Regions from separate parts of the Homo sapiens genome. Here region 2 is linked to region 1. A link is an interaction called in ENCODE POLR2A ChIA-PET data of the cell type or tissue named here. Cell type or tissue: PC-9. All regions are shown on one strand. Region 1 overlaps DMBX1 (diencephalon/mesencephalon homeobox 1). Region 2 overlaps MMACHC (metabolism of cobalamin associated C).

The links. Peaks named below come from ENCODE experiments on the same cell type or tissue, not always from the same donor. Only the 100,000 strongest peaks of a DNase experiment are listed, where the experiment ranks them.
Region 2: POLR2A ChIA-PET joins it to region 1 with 9 read pairs; 1 of 35 experiments calls an interaction of 5 or more read pairs at or near these places.

The regions. Positions count from the first base shown.
Region 1 is chr1:46,515,712-46,518,211 of GRCh38, forward strand. DMBX1 (diencephalon/mesencephalon homeobox 1) reads left to right here. Exons shown (of 6, transcript NM_172225.2): 6 at 1-505. Among named protein-coding and RNA genes, the nearest start is that of TMEM275, 19 kb to the right of the region's middle. RefSeq lists an enhancer at 1,226-2,077. In PC-9, a CTCF peak has its summit at 1,785; a DNase peak (open chromatin) is centred at 1,530; H3K4me3 peaks cover 535 bases; H3K27ac peaks cover 1,277 bases.
Region 2 is chr1:45,508,007-45,510,506 of GRCh38, forward strand. MMACHC (metabolism of cobalamin associated C) reads left to right here. Exons shown (of 4, transcript NM_015506.3): 3 at 206-358; 4 at 790-2,500. The coding sequence ends at 1,209. Among named protein-coding and RNA genes, the nearest start is that of MMACHC, 9.0 kb to the left of the region's middle. RefSeq lists an enhancer at 959-1,048. In PC-9, no CTCF peak of the experiment used is centred here; no DNase peak of the experiment used is centred here; H3K27ac peaks cover 734 bases.

The sequences.
Region 1 (2,500 bases):
CCCTTCTTGTGGGCAGAGGGTACAGGCCCACCACACCTGATGCTGGAGCCCCTCCCAGGCCTGCTGGGCCAACCTGGGCCTGAAAGCCAGAGGCTCAAGCTCTGACTGTCCCTTCCAGGAATGCCTCATGCCTGGCCTCTCCCTGCTGTCTGAGTCTCCATTTCTCTGTTTCCTCACTCCCTCAGAGCATGGTCCAGGGGCCCGGATCCCAACCCCAACTCCAAGGCTGGTGGGCTCTACAGACTGCTTTCCAAACCAGCTGTTTTGTGACCATTTGTGCTTAGAGGTCGTGCCAGCCCATGGCAAAGACACTGTGTACTGTATTTATTTATTCTGTTAGTGGAAAAAAACAAGACTTAATTCACCCCTGCCTGTCCCCTCGCCTGCCCCCTGTGTAGTGCTGCATGACACTCTGTGTATCTGTCCTTCTGTCAGTCTCATTCCCTGTGATGTTGTGACCTGTTCTTTGTCTTACTTGGCGAATAAAAGAGAACCCAGCAGCCCAGACCTCAGTCCATGTTCATTCCCAGAGATGCCCGCAGTGGCCTGAGCAGGCAGTGTCTCCAGGTCTGTTCACTGCCCCTCTGATGCCATGGCCAGTGGGGAGGGAGGCGGACCTACTGCACTATTGGCCATTGTCACACTGACTGTGTAGCTCTCTCTGTGGCCCTTACTAATCTGCAGCCGGGATGCCACTCTGGAGTGGCTGCAGGGGAGCAGATAATGGGAGACAGTTCCATCTTCTCTAGGCTGTTTGGACCTCACCCAAACACAAGTGGCAGAGTAGCCTGGGACATGGGACGCCTGAGACAAGCAATGCCTGGGAGTATTCAGTGTAGCTTGGGAGACGGATGGGTCTGCAGGACAGAGAGAGGCAGGGGACTCTGTGGAAAACTGCAAGTAAGCCAGGGCCAAAGGGGAGTGGTAAGAAGAGACATTTGGATCTACAGCCAGAGCTATTTTCCAGTGGAAAGGGAAGCCTTCAGAGGCTGTGAGCTCTGTCCTCAGAGGTGAGCAAGCAGAGGATGAAGGAGGGCTTTCTGCCATGGTGCGCTGGGGTGTGTCTGTGTTGTTATAAGTCTATCTGCAGGTCTGAGAACCTGTGCTATGAATTCCTAAGTGTCTGCTTGCATCTGTGTGTGTACGAGCACATTCACGATGAGCAGGAGAGACAGCGCGAGATAGACGGCAAGACCGTACATATAGGCAATAAGTGCAGAAAAAATGCACAGCCAGGAAGTTCTTGCTGTGAAACCCTGGTCCCTCCAGCTGCATTTCAAGAAAAAGAAGACAAGAGATCTCTGCTCAGTCCTGGCTGCTTTGGCTCCACCTTCTTCCCCGGTGCTCCAGAGTGCCGGCGCAGGGCCAAGAGCCAGAAGAGGTGGTGCATGCACCTGGCTGAGGTTTAGGGGAGGTGACAGTCTCCTCTGTCTGCGGATTTCCTGGTAGGAGAACCCAGCAGACCTGAATGTATGCAGGCAGCTGTCTGCTAGGCTTCCCAGGGGCGGGCCCTGACCTCCCCACTTCCCAGGTCCACCCCAGGAGACGCATTCCTCTCTCCCCAGCGGGCTGAGGATTAGGGCGGGGAGCGTCTCCCTTTCACCTTGTCCCCTGCCTCCCTGGGAGGGGCTGAGAGATCAAATATCTGCCTCAAATCTCCCACTGCTCCCTCCCCTGGCCTGAGCCATTGACTGCCTCCTACGTACTTCAGCCCCAAGGGACACACCTTCCCTGGCATAAAGGGTACCCTGGTAACACTGCAGTTCAAATCACTCATGCACTCAGCATACACAGAGCACCTGCTGTATGCCTATGCCTGTGCTGGGAGCTGGCTACATAGAAACAAGTAAGGAAAACACTACAACACAGGGTGATATGGTGTTCAAAAAATGGAGACCTTGGGATGGGCACAGTGGCTCACGCCTGTAATCCCAGCATTTTGGGAGGCCAAGGTGGGCAGATCACCTGAGGTCAGGAGTTCGAGACCAGCCTGGCCAACATGGCAAAACCCTGTCTTTACTAAAAATAACAAATATTAGCCAGGTGTGGTGGCGTGTGCCTGTAATCCCAGCTATTCAGCTACTCGGGAGGCTGAGGCACAAGAACTGCTTGAACCTGGGAGGCGGAGGTTGCAATGAGCCACGGCACTACTGCACTCCAGCCTGGGCGACAGAGCGAGCCTCTGTCTCAAAACAAAAAACAAAAAACAAACAAAAAAAAGGATACCTGTGGGAGCACAGAAGAGGACCCCTAGCTCAGTCTAGGGAGATCAGAAAGGCCCCTTGGGAGGGAGACTTTTGACCTGAGTCTCATGGGTCCAGTGTTCACCAGGAAGTCAAAGAGAAGGGTGCCCTGGGAGAGGCATAGCTCATAGAAAGCTGCAGGATTGAGCCAGCTTGCCAAAGCCCTGAGCCCTGAAAGAACAAGGGACTTGTCTGGGTGGGGCTTGAGGATGGTGGGGGTGGTGCCAGCCAGTGAGGATGAGGAGGGAAACAAGGAC
Region 2 (2,500 bases), 1.0 Mb before region 1:
AGGTGTTATGTATTTCCCTTCAAACATGTGCCCTTCTGGAAATAACTATAACTATGTCCACACTGGAGCCTCCCAAGTTAAGGTCATGTTTTCCCTTCTGAGGACAGGACCATGTTCACACACACAAAACAAACTAGGGCTCCCTCGGACAAGGTCATAACTCCCCTCATGCTGACAGTACCCTCTATTTTGTCCACTGTTCCAGAGCCTCCCAGAGCTGCAGATAGAAATCATTGCTGACTACGAGGTGCACCCCAACCGACGCCCCAAGATCCTGGCCCAGACAGCAGCCCATGTAGCTGGGGCTGCTTACTACTACCAACGACAAGATGTGGAGGCTGACCCATGGGGGAACCAGGTGAGAGGGAAAATGTAAATAGAGGCTGAGATAGACTGGTAAAGGCCTCTCCCTACCAGGTCCCACATTCCTCAGCCTTCCCTGGATGGATGTGACACAACCCAGAACAAATTAGCTTTGTTCTGGATGGGAGGCAGTCCTGTCACATGCGGTTGTCTAACTGGGTACTCGTGAGATCAGAAAACTTAGTCTGCAGAACTGTCTTAGGATACAGGGGGCACAGCAGTGTTAAGACTAGTGGTGAGACTAGGAAGCCCAGCCCTTCCCTGTGCTCAGAATAGTTTATGAAAGGGTTTGCCAAGAAAAGGACAGAGGTTTATGTAGTCAGTGTACACTGAGTGGGAAGTGAACAGGCCTAGCTTGCAATGATGGCAGTTGACTTGGTGCCAAGGGGACCTCCATGACCTTGCTTTTCTTCACCCTCTCCCCAGCGCATATCAGGTGTGTGCATACACCCCCGATTTGGGGGCTGGTTTGCCATCCGAGGGGTAGTGCTGCTGCCAGGGATAGAGGTGCCAGATCTGCCACCCAGAAAACCTCATGACTGTGTACCTACAAGAGCTGACCGTATCGCCCTACTCGAAGGCTTCAATTTCCACTGGCGTGATTGGACTTACCGGGATGCTGTGACACCCCAGGAGCGCTACTCAGAAGAGCAGAAGGCCTACTTCTCCACTCCACCTGCCCAACGATTGGCCCTATTGGGCTTGGCTCAGCCCTCAGAGAAGCCTAGTTCTCCCTCCCCGGACCTTCCCTTTACCACACCCGCCCCCAAGAAGCCTGGGAATCCCAGCAGAGCCCGGAGCTGGCTCAGCCCCAGGGTCTCACCACCTGCATCCCCTGGCCCTTGATTTTCTCCCATGTGGACCCTGATTTATGGTGGTACTTGCTAGGACTTAATTGGCTTTGGCAAAGCAAAAGGTTTTGAGTACAAGATTACTATTTTTGATAATATAGTAGAGATCTTCCATGAAGATAACAAGGCTCAAGGAAGTTAGGTTTGGCCAAGATAAAGGCCAGGGAACCAGAATTCCCATCTGCCTTCAAATGAGTTTTTTTTTTTTTTTTAGACAGAGTCTTACTCTGTCACCTAGGCTGGAGTGCAGTGGCACAGTCTCTACTCACTGCAACCTCTGCCTCCTGGGTTCAAGCAATTATCTGCCTCAGCCTCCTGAGTAGCTGGGATGACAGGTGCCTGCCACTACACCTGGCTAATTTTTTGTATTTTTAGTAGAGATGGGGTTTCATCATATTGGCCAGGCTGGTCTTTAACTCCTGACCTCGTGATCCACCCATCTTGGCCTCCCAAAGTCCTGGGATTACAGGAATGAGCCACCGCACCCAGCCAAGACTCTATCTGTTCCCATTTCTAAGCAGTTCCCCAAGATGTTGTTACAGGGCCTAAGGGGCAAATATCCTCTAAAGAGTACCTACCAGCAGGGTGTGGTGGCTCCCGCCTGTAATCCCAGCACTCTGGGAGGCCGAGGCAGGTGGATCATGAGGTCGAGTTTGAGACCAGCCTGGCCAATACAGTGAAACCCCGTCTCTACTAAAAATGCAAAGTTAGCCGGGCATGGTAGCGCAGGCCTGTAGTCCCAGCTACTCAGGAGGCTGAGGCAGTAGAATCATTTGAACCAGGGAGGCAGAGATTGCAGTGAGCCGAGATTGCATGGCTGCACTCTAGCCTGGGTGACAGTGTGAGACTCTGTCTCAAAAAAAAAAAAAAAAGTACCTACCTCAGGTAGGGACTGAATAAACACGTGTAAGGCACTTTGGAAAAATACCTGGCATATATAGTAAGCAGTATGTTGGCCATTACCAAAGGCCCTGGGAATTCTGTACTGCTGCTCATGGGTGTAGTCGGTTCTAGAGGGGTGGGCAGGTGGGAGTAGCTGAGGAAGACAAGTGGCTGGAATGGTATCACATGATACACAGAAGTATCCTCAGTTCTGAATCTACCTTGGCCTCAAGGGCCCAGGAGAATAACTTTTCCCAGCTGACAGCCTCTCTGAGGACAATGACATATGAATGAGGATCAAAACGAGCTTTGGCCAGGCACTGTGGCGCTCACCTGTAATCCCACCATTTTGGGAGGCTGAGGCGGAGGACCGCCTGAGGCAAGGAATTCAGAACCACTCTGGG